Regions from separate parts of the Mus musculus genome. Here region 1 is linked to region 2. Evidence: chromatin loops called from intact Hi-C (ENCODE). Cell type or tissue: left cerebral cortex. All regions are shown on one strand. Each heading gives the region's core, and the rest is flanking DNA. Links, peaks and the distances in the headings are about the cores only. Region 1 has its middle 12 kb from the start of Gm33604. Region 2 has its middle 17 kb from the start of Gm34434.

What was found. A loop is a pair of places that touch in the nucleus more often than their neighbours do. Peaks named below come from ENCODE experiments on the same cell type or tissue, not always from the same donor. Only the 100,000 strongest peaks of a DNase experiment are listed, where the experiment ranks them.
Region 1: it touches region 2 in a loop (3-fold over the local background); 2 of 42 quality-filtered maps call a loop at or near these places.

What each region holds. Positions count from the first base shown.
Region 1 is chr3:143,503,416-143,512,790 of GRCm38, reverse strand. No RefSeq gene overlaps it. Among named protein-coding and RNA genes, the nearest start is that of Gm33604, 12 kb to the right of the region's middle. In left cerebral cortex, for the core only: a CTCF peak has its summit at 4,322 (motif pointing left); DNase peaks (open chromatin) are centred at 3,059, 3,380, 3,967 and 4,310; H3K27ac peaks cover 933 bases.
Region 2 is chr3:144,394,037-144,403,411 of GRCm38, reverse strand. No RefSeq gene overlaps it. Among named protein-coding and RNA genes, the nearest start is that of Gm34434, 17 kb to the right of the region's middle. In left cerebral cortex, for the core only: CTCF peaks have their summits at 3,468 (motif pointing right) and 5,040; DNase peaks (open chromatin) are centred at 3,487 and 6,575; H3K4me3 peaks cover 462 bases.

The DNA.
Region 1 (9,375 bases), core at 693-8,692, 890 kb after region 2:
TTACAGAAAGGGACATCTGCAGTGGCTCAGAAAGGAAATCACATGAACAATTAGTTTTGTGGCGGTTGGTCTGGGGTGCAGCATCTGAGATCACATGCAGAGCTGCAGCAGAAAGGCCAGGGGATCCTTGGATGGGAAGAGCCATTCCCGGTGTGGCACAGTGAGATCTGGACATGCTGTCACCACTTCTCCTTGTTCTTTATGTCCATGCGAAGTGAGGGCAGTCTCCAGTTCATTGAATACCCACTCTGTTCTTCAGACCTGATGCATATTAGTAATACAGCTCTTGATATGACATATTTTCTCCTGGGGACTTGGCAGAAGTCAGTCACAATTCTCTGTGTCAATAAAAAAGGAATACATGAGTCCTTTTGGGTATGTGGTTAAGGTCTCATGCAGTGGCTGCTACAGACAGGCAGGTTAATATTTCTACTGGTCATAAATTCCATACAAAATGACGACAAATCAAAGAGGAGATCATCTGTGGTGAGTACTGACGCTGTGGACCATCATTATCAAAGCATCTGGAAGTCATTGAGTGCTATCATGGCTTAAGATATATAATTCCAAGGAAATTCCACCCGATTTCATAAGTCAAGGACTCAGGGCAATTAGACAGCAATGCAGACTCGTGACTCAATGGATCCTGAAATTCAGAGGCACTGGAAAAGTGGGCCCCAAATGCCCTGTCATCACAGTCCTACAGGACACAGACAGTTTGAGGATCTTATTCTGGGAGCACTATTATACTAAATCTGGCCCTGTGGTGCTCTGCTCCCCTTAATAAGGAGTCTTTGTTAATTGTCTCAAACCAAGACATCTACAGGAAGACTACAGAAAGATCCTTTTGTTCACAAACAACATCTTTCTTTTGTAGACACAAAGGGACTCTTGAATTTTTCAGGTTCTCACAGATAACTCTGTTCTCTGACTATATAAGGGAAAATTTCAAACACCAATGAGCAAATAGAAGTCCAGCCTTTCATGAGATGATAAGGTAAGTGGGAGGGAGCAGCATCTCTCTCTCTCTCTCTCTCTCTCTCTCTCTCTCTCTCTCTCTCTCTCTCTCTCTCTCTCTCTCTCTCCCTCCTCTTTTCTGGCTTTTGAGTTTCCCATATCAAAATGCAAACAACCCATCCCTGTGTTCTTGCAGCCAACTCTAAGTTTAGGGCTAGATTGACTCGGTTAATGGTTCAAAGATCTGTGAAGCTCGTAGGCAATGGCCCTCCTAAGCAAAGCTGGTCACAGAATAGTCCTAGCTTCACAATGCCATAGTATTTAGAGATGATTGACTTTCAAGACCAGTTACATTTAAAAGAATACTGACATTGAGCAACCCAGGATGCTAGCATCCATGGCTCTACAGCTCCACATAGGATGCAGCTGTAGAAACTGAGGCTCTATACCTGCCAGCCTTGGAACTGAGTCTCAAGGACATGAAAGGAGGAAGGTGTGGCGTGTGCAAAAAGTCTCTAGATCTCTATTGACAGAGATAGAAATATCTTCACAACAAAACAAGCAGAAAGGAAGATGGGGTTGGAGGAGAAAAGAAGTTAGGTAGGATGAAAACTTAGTTTATTCTGTGGCATTGTCACGTATCTCAAAGGTGCCATGAGTGAGAAGTTCTGGAAGGAAGCTGTATCTACGAAGGCGAATTGACTGACTAAAACCTTAGCGACTGCTGAGAGGCTGGGATGCTGCAGGTACCAAACTTAACTGCAGTTTCTTGGGGCTATCTTTAGCTTCCTAAACAGCCATTCCTTGACACCTCTGTGTCAGAGCTTATAGTCTGACAAACACAAGAATAACTGAACAAAACCCTATTCTCCACAAATGAAAGGACAAGATATACTCCTAGGAAACATCCGAGGCCTATAAGCTGAAGTTTCTCGGCCTGGCTGTAACCGGCCTGTGGTGGTTTGAATAGGAATGGCTGCCATAGACTCTTGTGTTTGTATGCTTGTCCATAAAGAGTGGCCTATTAGGGGGTGTGGCCTTGATGGAGTAGGTGTGGTCTTGTTAGCGGAAGTGTGTCACTGTGGGGGTGGGTTTTATGGTCATTTATGTTCAAGCTGTGCCCACTGTGGTATAGGCGCATAGTCCTCTGCTGCCTGCAGATTAGGATGTAGAACTCTCAGCTCCTCCAGCACAATATCTGCCTACACGCTACCATGCTTCCTGCCGTGATGATACTTAACTAAACCTCTCAAACTGTAAGCCAACCCCCATTAAGTGTCTGCTTTTATAAGAGTTGCCATGGTTCATGCTATCTCTTCACAGAAATAAAGCCCTAACTAGGACACTGCCTCTCTGATTACACCTTTGTTGTTTTGTTTTTGTTTTTTAATGCCTTGATTTTATTTTATTTTTTGTTTTTGTTTTTGATCTGGAACTTTGTTCTGTCCCAATAAAAGCACCACAAAACCTCTTCCTTGTTGGAACGGAACTTTGAGTAGCCTCAATATGCATCCCCACAGGCCATCATCACTCAGATTTGGCTCCAGAATAAATAATTTCTTATTCCCTTTGAGGTGAGAATGTCTGTGCACCAACAATGTTGATGGTGATGTTATTCACTCTCTTCCCTGTTTATTTACGAGTGAGGCCCAGCCTTGTATGAAAGACCTCTCTCGCTCGCTCAGCTATAAAAGGTCAGTGAGAACATGGATTGAGCAGTGCTACTCTCTTATGCCCCTGCATTCCTGATTCAACAGTAATACTGTAGTTTGTTGACACAAATGACTTATTTTGCTAAAACTGTTTATTTCAGTTTGGACTCTCAATTTGTAAAACACTTGGGGAATATGGCCAGAAGGGTGACTTTAAAAGACAGGAGAACATTATCAAGTGAGTTTAACATGGGCATGCAATTCAAGGTCACAACCCCCAGGCTGTCCCAGCGCTATCTCTGCTCCCTTCAGACATCCGGAACTTTTCTCTCTCTTCTTTTCCAAGGATGGCAATCCCCAGCCCCGGTCAGCTCCTTCACAGAACACAGTAACTGCCTCTTTGTTTTGCTTCAGCCTTCCTATCTTGCCCCAGGCCTCACACTCCGAACCACAGTGTGTCTGTCAAGTTAATTTTGCCCAACAAAAGGCTATTTAGGGTTTAGTAGGAAACAGAAGTAGCATTCAACTGTGAGTTTTAAGTAAGTTTCTATTTTCCCCCCCTCTTCCTGTTGGACTTTGTCATCTTACAGTTTCAAAGGCGATCTTGGGCTTTTTAGTGATTTTTTTTTTCTTTTTTGTTAACAGTGTTTCTGCTACTCTGCAGACGTTGTCAATTCCTTGCTGCAAATAGCATGTGTCTGGTTCCCTTTGTCAATGTTTGTGCAAGCCAAGAGTAGCTCTTCTGCCCACTTTGGGCACTAGGTAAATGCTGCTGAGAGCTAAGGCTCACAGAAATTCAGAGTCGACACGGAAGCGTTTCCAGGCCTCAGGTCTCCGTGTGGGAAAACAAATGAGCACAAGATCGGCTGCTGCCTTCCCATAAATGAGGGGACTCCTGGAACCCCAAGAAACCCGTTTTAATTTTTAAGCATCAGCTGCTCCACATCTCTTGCTCTAAATTTAGTGCTGTGATACTCAGTTTAAACCACCTTGTGTCCAATAATATACTTTCTGGCCTGCCCCGAGGCCCTCAGGAAGCATTTTATCTTTGATATAATTGCCAGGGTGAATCCCTAGTTATAACATACTCTATAGCATATAAAATAATTGTTGCAACTGAACCCATCTCATAAATATTAGTGATTGAAGAGACTGGTTGGGATAAATCAATGTGGGTGACACATTTAATAAACTTTGTATAAACATTGTTTGCAACAGCTATAAATAAAAATTGTCTTGGGGAATTTTACATATTGCACATCTCTCTATCCACAGAGAGGGCACTGGCTTGATTCTGCTGCAGGAATTGGCAAGCAAAGGGTTTTAAAAGCTGCCCAGATGAAGCAGCTGTGCCAAGACAGGGTAGGTGAGTACTGAGACCGGCACTCTCTTTTGACACTCTGTCTTTTGCCATGTGAACCAGGCTAGGTCCCATCTCTTTCTCTCTCTCTCTCCCTCTCTCTCTCTCTCTCTCTCTCTCTCTCCCACTCCCTCTCTCCTTTTTAAGAGAAAAGCCACACCATAAATAAAGCATGATAGAGTTGGCATTTTACATTCACACAGATTTTGGCATAAATAAATAAAAGAGATTTTGTTCAAATTCTGTCATCTTTATATGCCATTTTAAAATTATCTTTCCCTACTGGTTGATCATATTCAGTTATACTGTATGAGTCCTGCTGGCTCCCTCCAGTGGCTGACTGAGTTTTATGAAAGACAGGGGTATCTCTCAAGGCTAGGAGGCCTAGTGGTTCGACATAGAATCACTTACTGAGGAGAAAATAAGGTCAAATCTCTTCAGGAATTGAGCCTCACTTTTAACATGCCTCACCATTTAGGGGAAAATTTGATGTGTGTCTTGATTTGAATTAAGCAGCTTAGTCATAGTCTTTGATTCAAATTGGTCCATTCCACTGTCCCCATTTTATGGATGCAAAGCAAACCGCTTGGAGGCAGTAGAATAAGGGAGGATGCTGGGATGCCATGTGGTGCCTCGCATCTGACCCCTGTCTGGAATACTTCCACGATCGTCTCTCAGCCTGCAGCAGACCATTCCACGGTCTCTGACTTATTGTTCTTATACTCCAAAGGATGGCAAATCCTGGAATTACTTAGGCTCCCTTTCTAAAGAGGTCACACATAATACATTGTGTTTTCAACTTTAATCTTAACGAAATGCCACATACTCACTTAAAAATCCAGGTACGGGCTCTGTATCTTCCATTGTTTGAAATTTACAACCTTCACATTTATTTTTATTAGTAATATTTTAGTCCCTCAATATATTTCTCTGACATTAATGGAAAAAACATGGTATCTTCGGGCAGCAAAAGAATCTTTCTAAATTCCCATTGAGTTTAATCAAAGGCTCTGAGATTTAATGGCTAGAGTTCTGGCTATGTATTTCCGGTGTACTGGGTTCAAATTCCATTACATTGGGCTCTAATTAAAATTCATCTGAACTATTTTTTCATTGTGTAATTGTTTTTTAATTCTTAATGGCTCACATTAACCTCTCTTTTACCCAAGGGGGGAAAATAAGGAATTGAAATAAAAAGAACAGTTGAATTAGAGGCTGATACGATGCTTTTTAAGAAAATACCCTGAGAATTGGGTCTGCCATGCAAATGATCAAGAGGAGACTTAATTAGGGCTCAACTGCTCAGTTCATAGTTCTTGGGTTTTTATAAAAGCTAAAAGCAAAGCTAAATCGTGTGTAATTTGCCATTATTTTCCCAGATATCTCTTGCTGAAACGTTATTTTTTTCACTTTTTCTTTCTTTCTTTTTTTTTTTCCCCCTCTGATCCTGAGAGTGTGGTATCAGGCCTTGTATATACGGCTTGCCACTTGCCTGCTGTCAGAGAGAGAAGTGACAACACTTGTCACTACCAATCTCTTCATGTCTGGTCTCATCTGAGCGACACACACAGCCTGATTTCCAGGTGTTTGTTGAAATCCCGAGTTATGTAACATGTCGTCTCTGGCTCAGAATTGAAAATGGCAGTGACACAAGGGAAATGCATTTTTAACTTTCCCGGAAGTAAGTGTGTGTGTGAATGTATATGTGTGTGTGTGTGTGTGTGTGTGTGTGTGTGTGTGTGTATGCATTCGGAGCACCAGGTTAACCCATTCTGGATTACTTAAGGACAATTTTGGGATTGAACCCTGAGCCATCACAAACTTGCGGTGGAGTCTAACAGAAAGAGGTGGCCAAGCAGCACTGATGAACTTTTTTTTTTAAACAACCTTTTAAAAAGCAAGGCAACATGACTGCAGAGTTTGAGGAGGGAAGCAGTTGTAAAATGACCCTGTGAGAAAATAAGCAGAAAGCCTTGTCTCCTGTCTGTGCTTGCTGGTTTACAGAGCAAGGGAAGGCATCTGTTGCCACCCAACTGAACTGTGACATACCAGGTTTAAGCACCATGGATCTCTGACAAGAGTAGACTAAAAGCTTGCTCTTTACACACATAGGTGCACACACACAATCTTGGTCTCTTCCTGCAATTCTTTATACATTTTATGGTTTACCAATTTAGGATGGAGGTCATGCCTGTAATGTTGTTGCTAGACATAGGCCTGTTCTCTACAAGTAACCCATTGACTCTGCTTACATTTATTTTCTTTCAGTGTGTGTGATGAATATATGTATACATATTCCTTACTGTGTACATGTGTATGCTGTATGTGCATGTGTGCATGTGTACGGGCAACACACATACACACACACACACACACACACACACAGAAGCAGAAGTTGATATGTAGTTTCTTCCCCAGTCTCTCTGCACCTCATTATTTGAAGCAGGATCCCTTACTGAACCTACCACTCACTGAGTTGTTAGACTAGATGGACAACCAGCTTCAGGGGTCTTCTTACTTCTACCCTCCCCATCACTGGGGTCATTGGTGTGTGTCATCTGTACCCATGTTTTTATGTCTGTGTGGAGGACCAAATTCAGATCCTTGTGCCCACATGTTAACCATGCCCTAAGTGAGCCACATCCCTAAGTTCTACATCTTTTTCTAATACAACTTATTTTCTTAGTACAGCATAGAATGTCTTTTGCTTCCTTTAGTATCTAATCACTGACCCTTGTCATGAAGCACAGCTTCTCCCACTCTAGAGTGATTCTCAGACCACAATAGTCAGAATTTGTCTAAAAATCAAACAAGTAATGAATCAGGGATTTCTGGTAGTGCTCACCTGTGGGGGGTCATGAAAGTCCACCGCAGCCTTGCTTGCACATGCACTGTACCATGTGGTACACTCTGCACTGTTTATGTTGCTATGCCACAGACTGGTTACGAAGCATATTGGTTCACACCAAAGACTATTGTATGTTACAAATTATAATTATTTAACTGTACATGGCTCTTATAGAAACATAATGACTTAATTACAGAAAACAAAGACAGTATTTTTCTCCCATAATTCCTCAGCACTCAAATGATAAGTTAGTTCATATTTTGATTGTATAGTGTTGGGGCTTTTGACTCTTAAAAATTATCAATTTCCAGGGATTGGCTGCATACCTTTAATCCCAGCATTTGTGAATCAGGGACACATGGGTTGCTATGAGTTCTAGCCCAGCCTAATCTATGCAGTGAACTTCAGGTCCGCCAGGGCTACAACAGTGAGGTCATGTCAAAAATTACTGATTGAGATGTCATCTTACGTTTTATTAAAACAAATTATTATTGAATTTTGGTTTAGATTATGACAGGATTTTCAATGGTCTAATATGACCATTTTGTAATAATACATATTTATGCCAAGTGATGGTCTCATCACTGAAGATCATAAAATCAAAATATCAATCTACTCTGAAATGTGTTGAAGGAACTCTGTGCCCACAAATATTAACTATTATGCCAAGATTTAACTCTTTATCCAAAAAAAAAAAAAACCAAAAAAAAAACCAAAAAAAAAAAAAAAACAAGCACATCCAACTCACTAGTGTGAAATTTCATTCTACTTTTAACAAATGATAAGATTAAATGTATACTGAAAGATGGCCTAGTCAGCCATCACTGGAAAGAGAGGCCCATTGGACACTCAAACTTTATATGCCCCAGTACAGGGGAACGCCAGGGCCAAAAAAATGAGAATGGGTGGGTAGGGAAGTGGGGGGGAGGGTATGGGGGACTTTTGGGATAGCATTGGAAATGTCATTGAGAAAAATACGTAATAAATAAAAAAATGTATACTGAATAGAGTTATAAATCAAATTTATGACCAGTGACTCTGTAATTTGTATATAGTTTACATACCTAAAAAGAGATTACACGATTACACACACAAACACACACACACACACACACACACACACACACATCCTAAGGGATCATGAGTGGGAAAACTTTAAAATATCCGTACTCCAAAATGTTGCTCTAACTAAGTTTCCCACCCTGAGTTTCTGCCATTTTGAATGATCTCAGTAGCATAAAAGGTGACCAGCGATGTGTTCGCCATACCACCCGACTATTGTTACCTGCAGGTACTATAGTTATTTAACAAATGAACGATGGTCCTCAAACATCCATTTTCTGCCAACATCTAGAGTTAAGTACAGAAATTAGGCTAGTGTCGGATTGAAAGAGGTCGCCTCCATCTTCATATTCCTAACAACCACCTTTACGTGAAAAATTTACAGTCCCTGCCCTCTTAGTGAACCTAGGAGTTCACTCGATCATATTTGACTCACAATCACATAAGTCAAAACAATCAAATTGGCAAATCAAACAAGATCTTCAGTAACAAATCGCTGGCTGTAACATTAGCCTTGCACATAATGTTCCTTTACATTGATTTTGGTTTAGAGAAAATGCCATTACTGTTTTAGGACAGATATTACCACATGTAGAACTAGTGTGGAAAAAGCTATCAGCCACACCAGCCTATATCTAAGCCTTAATGAGTTCCAGGTCATTTTACACACCCAACTTTGTATGTGCTTGTTTGGTCTCCTTTCCTCTCACACTTTGTGTAGATGCAGAACAGGGAGTGGAGAGATTGTTAAATTCTGCGTTTATATCTTAGTGCAGTTCAGACCCTGGGATACGGAAGTAGAGAGGGATGTATTTGAACTCAATCCCTGTGATTGTCAATTTTACTGTATTTCTTTTCTTTTGTTTTTTCTTTTCTTTTCCTTTCTTTTCTATTCGTTTATTTTATTTTATTTACATTTCAAATGTTATACCCTTTCCCGGTTTCCCTCCTGCAAGCCCCCTATCATATCCCCCTTTACCCTGCTTCTATGAGGGTGCTCCCCCACCCAACTTCCCACTACTACCTCACTGCCCTAGCATTCCTCTACACTGGGGTATCGAGCCCTCACAGGACCAAGGGCCTCCCTTCCCATTGATGCCAGATAAGGCCCCTTCAGCTCCTGCAGTCTTTTCCATAACTCCTCCACTGGGGACCTTAAGCTCAGTTCGATGGTTGGCTGTTAGCCTTCCCATTTGTATTGGTCAGGATCTGGCAGAGCTTCTCAGGATACAGCTGTATCAGGCTCCTGTTAGCAAGCACTTCTTGGTGTCCACAATAGCATCTGGATTTGGTGTCTGCATGTGGGATGGATCCCCAGGTGGGGCACTCACTGGATGGCCTTTCCTTCAGTCTCTGCTCCACTCTTTGTCCCTGTATTTCCTTTAGTCAGGAGCAATTCTGGGTTAAAATTTTGGACATGGGTGGGTGGCCCCATCTCTCAACCAAGGGGCCATGCCTAAACTATGGATATGGTCTGGAAAGGTTCTCCCTCCCCT
Region 2 (9,375 bases), core at 449-8,448:
AAGGGGAAGGGGAAGGGGAAGGGGAAGGGGAAGGGGAAGGGGAAGGGGAAGGGGAAGAAGGGGAAGAAGGGGAAGAAGGGGAAGAAGGGGAAGAAGGGGAAGAAGGGGAAGAAGGGGAAGAAGGGGGGGAAGGGGAAGGGGAAAGGGAAGGGGAAGGGGAAGGGGAAAGGGAAGGGGAAGGGGAAGAAGGGGAAGGGGAAGGGGAAGAAGGGGAAGGGGAAGGGGAAGGGGAAAGGGAAGGGGAAGGGGAAGAAGGGGAAGGGGAAGGGGAAGAAGGGGAAGGGGAAGGGGAAGAAGGGGAAGGGGAAGGGGAAGAAGGGGAAGGGGAAGGGGAAGAAGGGGAGGGGAAGGAAGGGAAGGAAGGAAGGAAGGGAAGGGAAGGGAAGGGAAGGGAAGGGAAGGGAAGGGAAGGGAAGGGAAGGAAGGAAGGAAGGAGAGAGGGAAGGCAGGCAGGCAGGAAGGAAGAGGGTGGTGTGAGTTGTCTGAGATGTGAACAGCCCTTGCTCCAGTGCTAACTTCCCCCCTCCTCCCGTCCTCTGGCCTCTACGTTCAGTAGGAATACAGGACTAGTTCTGCTACGTGTCTTTTATGGCACTCAAAAATGAACTTCAAAACTGGGTATGGTGGCTCATGACCTAGTACCTGGGAGGCAGAGGCAGAAAAATCAGAAGTTGGAAATCAGCCTTGTATATATAATGAATTTGAGGCCAGCCTGGGCTACATATAACCCCATTTTCGATTTTTTTTTTTTTTTTTTTTTTTTGGAAGTGAAGGATGGCCATTTAACGCTTTGGCTGTGGACAGCCCCTTCAGGACTCTGCATTTCTGAGCTGGCTTCTCTTGGGGCTGTGCCTAGCAGGAAGCTGACTTCCATGACATCAGCAGACAGGAGGGTAAAGAACTTTCCACCTGCCCCAGGAAGCAAATATCCCCCCTCCCCTGCCCCCCATTACTGTTAACTGGTCCCTAGTTGTGCCCACGGGAGTCCTCATGGAGAATGGCATTTGTTTGGAGCTTTCCTATATTGAAGGCGGTGCTTGTGGCAGATTGGTGACAGCGTGTCCGTGTGTGACATCACATAAATGAGTTGTAAGAACCCTGTAAAGATAAGAGCGGTGGTAGAAAGGATGAAGAGGGCCATTTCCTTTCTAGTATCTGCCGTGAATCACAACCCAAAAGGAAGACAGAAAACAGGCTGGGGTGTAGGGGTGAGGATCAGAGCCGCGGCAGAGGTGGGGCTCAGAACCAGGCAACATTGTTGCCAGAGGCTGGGTAGAGTGGGAAATTGGAGGCAGTAGAGCCCCCCTAAAGGGTGGGGTTGGTTGGGGGGCTAGCCTTGGCTGGTATCTAGTTTCGTAACTGATTACACACACTGTGTAAATCTGTCAGCACCGGCACCCACTCAGTTTGCCAGACCTAATTAATAACTACTGTCAGCCCAGAACCAGCTTGAAGCTTAGAGGAGCAATGAGCTCCTACCCGCCCCCAATAAAGGGATGACCTCAACCCTGGAGGACTCTGTCCAGGAAACTCCCCCCTTTCCTTCTCCTCATCCCCAAAGTGAAAATTAGGGCAGCGATTCCTAGTTGGAACTTCTTGAGGTAGAAGAGTCTGATCAGAGAATCTGTTCTCTCTTGTGCTTTGACGGTTCTTTCCGTAGCCGAGCTACTGGGCCTCCCAGGTTCTCCTGGAGGGTTTCAAAATAGTGGGATGGTGTCAAGCCAGGGTTTGAGTAGGTAGACTGTAACTTTTGGTTGCTACCTTACATGTGAGACATGGAAGGGCTCATCTAATTGAGGGCTAGGCAATAGGTCCAGAAGGTCTTAGACATTATTTAGCTCAGTCCACTATGGTGCTGAGTTTGGTCACATGGTGAGTTTGAGGCCTAGCAGTGCCTGGGAGCTTCTGAGCTATAGTTCATTTCCTGTCTTAGTTGGTAAGCTTTCACTTTCCCTTCCTTTACCAAAGCAAGTTGAGGAAGGATTCATTTTAAAGCGGGCTGTGTTAGAGGATCTTGGCTTCGGGGTCCCGTTTCGCATTTCCTCCATTTATTTACTGACTCGTCTGATGTCTTGGGCAGGTTAACTGTAGGGTTAGCAGGGAGGGTAGTTATAGACAAGCAAGGCCCACTTGGCTTGCCACTGTGCACACTTGGCTTGCCCCCACTTCCTTCTTTCAGAGGTGGCCGTTGCTGGACAATATGACCCTTGAAGGAAGAGATCAACTGCCTGAGATAGGAAAGTTTTATCTCTGAGGTTATTGCAAGTGTGCTCCATCTGCTTCTGTCCAGATCCGAACCGGTAGCCAGATAAACTGCTGTGTTTATCAAGGCTAAACAATCGTCAGAATGCAATTAGCCTGGGAGGCCACTGGCTCCCGATAAGCAATGCCTGCAGCTGGACCCTGCTGAGGACCCAGTCCCACTGCTGAGGACACCACACTATCGCTACCCCCTAATATACTCCGAGTCTCTTTTTTCCCTGCCCTAAATTTTAAAGGGGATTTGATGTCCTAACACATTTGTTTTGGTGTTCTTTGCCCATATTGGGAAATAAAACCCAGTAGCTTTTATAGATGGATAAATCCTTTTAAAAGGCCCTTTTGTTATCACTGTGGGGCTTGTGTGCACTAAAACAGAGTTTTAAGGGACCGATGAAACCCTATAATCACAGTTTGCTATTTCTGGAGTGGACCCCTTCCTGGTATAGACAGAGAATCACAGCCCAGAGGGCCTGGGACTTGTCAGAGGAACATGTTTGTGAACTTTGGGCAGATGTGGGTTGGAAGTTTGGTGTGGCCACCGACCTGGGCCTGACCTTGGATAAACTCCTGGAGCCGCTATTTCCTCGTCTGTTCAGGGAAACCCACAATCTGAGCCTCGCAGCATTGTTGGGAGAGAGGAACACCGTTTCCCTTGGTCAAGGTCACACAGATAACCGAGCAGGGCCAACGCCAGAACTCTAAAAGCACATCCTGGCTCCCAGGTTTCATTCTTTCCACTTCAGGGTCTTCTCTCATCTCCCATTTTCCATTCAACAAAGTGATCTTGTCCTTTGTCCCAGAGTTCAGCACACTTCATATGCTGCACCCCCTGATGGCCTGAGGCCCCATTCTGCTCAGGGACTCATGTTTATACGATGACAGCATCTATATTTTTTTGTCTGGATGAATTAATAACCGGCTTGCCATTGTATTGAGGAAAAACCAGACATCACCTCATGGTCTCAGAAAGGGAGTGTCATTTTTCCTGTACCTTCTGGCAAATGTGCTACTTAGATTTAGTGGCAGCAGAAGAGATTTTACACGGGCGTTTGCCCAGCTGGAGAGTGTCATTGGTCTGTCCACAGCCAGGAGACACCCCATTCCTACCCCAACCTGCCTCATAACATTAAAGATTGAAGTTCTGACTCTGAGGTCCTAGATCTGGCCTGAGTTTGAAGCCTTTGCCTGGGCATCCTCTGAGCCTTGGACACTAGGTGGCGCCACAGGAACATTTGAGACACGTTGTCCACTGGCTAGGACGCGCGTGGCCCTGGGAAATCCTTTGGCTTTCCACCAGCTGCCTCTACCAGATTCCTCCCTCCATCCTGTCTTAGGACCTTCATGTGCTGCACTGCTGGGCGAGGGGGAATTCGCCCTGTGGCTACGACCCAGCATTCGAAACACCAATGGGCTAAGCTCTTTTGTCCTCTGTTACCCTCCTCTCCCCGGAGTCGCTCCCTGCCCGATTATTAATTACTCATTTGCTTTGATTGGCATCAGCTAAAGGTTTGCGTGTTGAGCAAGAGGCCGTCAAAACCCCCACGGCTCCTGCGCACTGCCTGCCTGGGACTATGCTGTAGTTGGGGGGTAACAGCAGCCCGGTTGTCACTAGCTTCAGGCACTGTGTGTCCCACCCCTCCCTGATGCCCAGTACACCACTTGGAGTCGGGCTTTCTCAACTTTCTGTTCACTTCGGTTCTCTTTCCTGGGAACCGGGATTCCCTGTTACATTTCAAATCACAAGGTGGTTTCTCCGGGTCACCTGCTGTCCTCTGGCCTTCCTGTCTGCATCACCATATCCTTTGCCCCATTCAGGCAGCTATTTAGACTCCTGGGCCCACAGACTCGATCGATCCCTGCACTCTACTACAGAGCTCCTACTCTTCACTGACGGTCCTCTATCTTCCACTATTGAAACTCTAATCATATTGAGCCTATAGGTCACCATTGTGTTCCTTCAGAATACCTCCCTGCGGAGAGCTGATGGAGGACACACTGGAGTGGAGATGTCTCCCAGCCCACCCCATGCTGCCTTGTCTTTTGTACTCTTGAGAACATGACATGAATTCTGGGGCGGTTGGTACATTCCTGCCTCCTTTAAGCTGAAAGCACACAAGGGCACACTTGTCAGGATGTCGAAATGGTAGCAACTCGACTTCAGAACAGGTTTTTTTTTTCCTTCCCTAGAAATTCTTCTGGATTTATGACATCGGTGCTAGAGCAGGGCTGGGTGATGCTGTTGGCTGGGACCACAAACCCAGCGACAGAATTCCAACACGCACTTTGACTGCGAGATCAAAGGCGTGATAGGCAGAAAACGAAGGGTTGAGTTGGCAGAAGAGAAAGAGAAAAGGAAGGAAGGGTTACAAGACCAGGGATGCCATGTAGCCATCTTCTGGCCTCTGCTTCACCCTTCTGGCCAATCACATGCTTAATGTCTCCAGCATCTGTCCCCTGCCACTACCTAACCCACAGGAAGTTTGATCTATACTAAAATAACCCTAGTGGCAAATCAAAAGGACTCAGTAAACAGTACCAGTTGCTACCAAGTCTAAGACCTTGGCCCAGACTTTTACCAAACTGCAGAAAAATTGAAAGGCACGTTTTATATACCATGTTTTTAATTCGCCCCCAGGGTGGAAGAGAGGCTATCAGAGAGGATGTGGCCATGCATAGGAGATAAAACATGTGAGCATACTGGCTTCCTTATTCCCACAATGGAATTTTCTCCAGATCCTTGCCTTCTGAAATGAGACACCAGATGCAATTGCACTGTGATACCACTAGGGTGACTCTGCCTGTGGCGGCACATTCTTACCATTGCCTTGTGTGGAAATCAGTGCAACGGTGGGAGACCTGGTCAAACACCCTTCGGCTCAAACCCACATATCCCTTTACCTATAAAAGCCTCTATTGCTGAAACAGAAGAGTCTATCTACATTTCCGGTTTCTTCTGCAGGATTATCCGTGTGCTATTAGGGAATGCCTGCTTTTGATTCAAGACTTGAAATAGCAGGACTGGAATGGAGCTCAGTGCTACACTGTCAGCCTAGCAGGTGCTGGGTTTGATCTTCAGAGCTGCCAAAACGGGCGAACCTTCAAATGCTACAGGGAGCCTCGCTGGTCCACGGATGAAGCCAGTGGACTCAATTGAATTTCCACCGGGATCCTTTCCGAGACGGGCAAACCCTTCTTCAACTTGGAACTGTGAGCACTCTGTAGCTCCGAGAGCTGCCTGTCTCAGGTGGACAGAGATGGTTCTCACAGCTCATTTGGGTGCCCTATCCTCTGGTCCCTGGGCCGTTTACTAATGCTATGAATGAGGCTGTAAGTGTGAAAACCACGGATTAGTAATACCTTCCTTGAGGAAGCCTCTTTGCTTGCTAGCCAGCCTCAAGCAGTGTTATTAAGACCAGCTTGATTATTTTGAGACGGTGGCCCAATTAGAAGCTATAGACTCCTTCGACATAAGTGTTTATACATAGTGCTTCAGATAAAATACATATTTATAAGTATGCGCATGTTGTGTGTGTGTGTGTGTATGTGTGCTTAGCAACTTAATTACCTGGACTGAATTGCTAGAAGAAATATGCAGAAATGAGACCCCTTTTCTGGGGCTAGATTCAGAGCAGAGGACACGCCAGAAAGGGATGGTGCTGTTGGCTTCTCCATGACTTCACAGTGGACGTCCCAAGTGCACAGAGCACTGCCCCACTGTCAAGAGATGGCATCTTTGGCACAAGTTGATTCTGCCCTCTGCTGTGCACCCAGGATGTCCCTTTTGTATTGTGCAGTGTGGGTTGGGGAGCTCGGGGACAAGTGTCCTTGTCATAGCTCCGGAGAGACATCGACTTCAGTCTCCTGTTTCCGGGGCTGGTTGTCTATCTAGCCTTCCTAATGAGCGAATATGTTCTCTTTAAGGAAACAAACAAAGCAAAAACACCAATTCATCTGGATTTTCTTCATTTGTCTTAAATACAAACAAACAAAAGGAGGGTGGTTGTTTCTGCACCAACTATTTCCAGTGCAAGTTGCCTCATGGCTCGAGGTGCTTGGATGGTGCTTGTCACCACAGACCCACAGGGCCAGTTCCAACTGTTACTCAGTGAGACTTTTTTTCCTTCCAAAAATTCCCAACGTTCCTTTAAGGCCTATTTAGCTGCGGGTTTTGTTTATTCTCCCGGCAATCAGCATTTAAAATAAGACAAACAAGCATTTTTCCCGGGCTGTGAATCCCCGCCGGCCAGCCTCCACCTGCACACCTGAAACCAACGTGTCCAATTGAATTTCTCAGTAACCCAGAGCCTCTTCAGAGACCTGCCCCCTCCGTCGATCAGGCTGGGAGTAGGGAACTTGAGCTGCGTAAACGCAATTTTAAGAATTGCTAATGACGCTAGAAATCTGCAATGCAATTAGCGTCATTGGATTTGGCTCTCCTCCGCAGGCACAAACCTCCTTGTCGTACTGCGGTGGTAGAAGCGGCAAGCGGGCCCACGTGCTCCCCCGGCCCACCCTGGGTATGTTGGCAGCCCCTTCGCACCAAGACTGAAGCGGGAATTGGTTCCCACCCTTTCGCTGTGTAGCTGTTGACTTCTTTGTCTCTTTTCTGGGTCTTGAGGTGTGTGGAGGTGTGTGTGTGTGTGTGGGGGGGGGGTTTAGATGGAGGGTTGATTGTAACCTTCGAGATCCAGTCTTCCAAATAGAGCCACTCACTCTGTTATCTAGGAAATTGGGGTCCACTTTATGAGCCATTTTGCTCCCTAGGATTTCCGTACAACCTCAATTCCTCCTGTTCTGAACCAGTCATTTTGGCTGGGGTTCATCGTCATTTCTGTAGTTATGGGGACTCTCCTACCACCATTACCCACCATAGGCAGTCCATCCGTCCGTCTGTCTGTCTGTCTTTTTCTGTCCCCCTCTGATTTCCGTATCTTCTTCATGCTCCACAGGTGAGAAGGGTAGAAAATATCCCATGAAGAGAGACAGAAGTACAGGCAATTAGGGTGGGGTCTGAATGTGAATTATTGGATTAAAAAACAAACCTTACTTTTCCATAGGAAAATTATTTTTGCTTCCTGGAAAAATAGCAGGGGCCAAGCATGCGAATCTTGTTAGCTCCCTAAAAGGCTGCCAAATGCCACAGATGATCTTGGTGGGTCTGTTTAATTCAGCAAAAGTTTCTACTCTGGGGATCTTCTTTCAAATACTGAGGCCCAAATCAGAAGCTCGCAGAGGGGAGCTGCTCTTCCAAGATTCCAGATGTGTCTGTGAGACAACACGTTACGGGCCAAATTGATTTCACCCTTGGGAAACCGGAGATTTTTCAAAGTTATGTCTGCGAAGCCAGCTAATGCAATTCCCCATTAGTACATTAAAGTGTGCCCTTATTAATTCAAACATAAAGGCAACAAAATAAGCTGTTAAATTTAAAATATAATACATATATAATGAGGAGAATGTGTGAAAGCCTTATTCAAATGAAAATACAGGAGTGTTTGAACTACTAAGGTATCTTTTGTATTGAATTATGAGCATATGTAATAGATTTAATTATTAATTTCCCCATTGTTCTATGCATACAGACAGGGTTCAAGGCACAGTCATCTTCTGGCTTTCATAGATCTAATTTGTATAATTATTGCCTGAATAAAGAATTGCTCCAATTCCTAGCTCTCTTTCTTTCTTTCCCTCTTCTAAATACTGTTTCAATGCTGCATTCCAAAAGGCAAGCACCTGCCACTTCTTCAAAGTCAGCTGATCACTCGGGATGATGGACGGCGAGGCCGCCGATGACGTCTCCTTTCAAGTCTCTTTGTCTAAGTGAATTATCGTGCGTCCTTTTAATTTTATTGAACAAATTACATTTGTCAAGGTCTATCTTTGTAAATAAATGATAACTAGAGACACATGGATGCGTATTTCTGCCGTTCAAGGGCTCTCGTTCCATTTCTGGAAGCCAGATGAACATGGAACAAAGGAGAAACTTTCCTCTAAAAGCAATTATCTTTCTGCATTTCCCATCAGCACAATTATATTGCAGGGAATTTTAAGGAGCCGTAGAAGTAGAATTGAATGCTTAAAACTGTGTTTGCCGAATTGCTATGCAAAAGTTGAACAGGCTATGCGGGATCAGACAAAATAGTATCTCTCCCCTGGCCACATTTCCCCAAGTTCAGAGTGTGCTTCAAGGATGGAGGCAGTGTGGGGTGACCTCGGCCACGTTTAGGGGTCCTGCATTTCTTGAACAGAATTTGTAATGACATTTCTGAATCCTGAGGGCTGTTGGCAAGGTGACTGGGAACGCAGACAATAAAACCATCCACTTCCAGTTTATTTGGAAGGCTTCTGATTTGCTGATTTCGCTCTGCCCGGAAGAGAAACCTACTAGCTTATTAAGTAATCCGTGAATGGGGGTGGAGTAAGGAGAGGGCTGTTTACAAGTGGGGTGGCAGAGCTTACTCTACCTCCTAAAGCAAACCAGCAATTTGGAGAGCAACTGAGCGTGGTTTGTGTGGCTACTCTGTCAATAAGGCATATCAGCCAGGGTCATTTCTTCATTGCTGGCTTCTCCACAATTTACTGAACTGTAGCTAAGACATAAATTGTACTATCTTATCAGTGATGGCTCAGAAGTAGTATGGATGTGTGTGTGTGTGTGTGTGTGTGTGTGTGTGTGTGTGTGTGTGTGTGGTGTTTGCACGCACATGTGCACATGTGCACTTAGGTATCTTTCTTTAGGATATACATTTGGTTTTTAGTTTCATTTTTGAGACAAGGTCTCTTGCAGGCTTGGGATTTGCAAGTAGGCTAGGCCAGTGATCCCAGTGATCTTTCTCCACCTCCCCACCACTATGGCTGCTATCTTTCTTGCCAATTTTTGAATTGACATTTTGGGATGGAGGTGGGTGTGAGAGGCCACCATAGAAAACATCAGGACTGTGGCCGGTCTGGTGACATGGTCATCAAACTACTAGGCAATTGATGGAATAACATTGTAAGCAAGAGACCCTGAGGAAAAGAAATCCAGGAGCAAGGGTGACCTTGTGTCTTCAAGGAGAAATGGACAAGGGGGTGAATCAATAGCCTGGAAACAAGATTCCAAGTTTCAGTAGG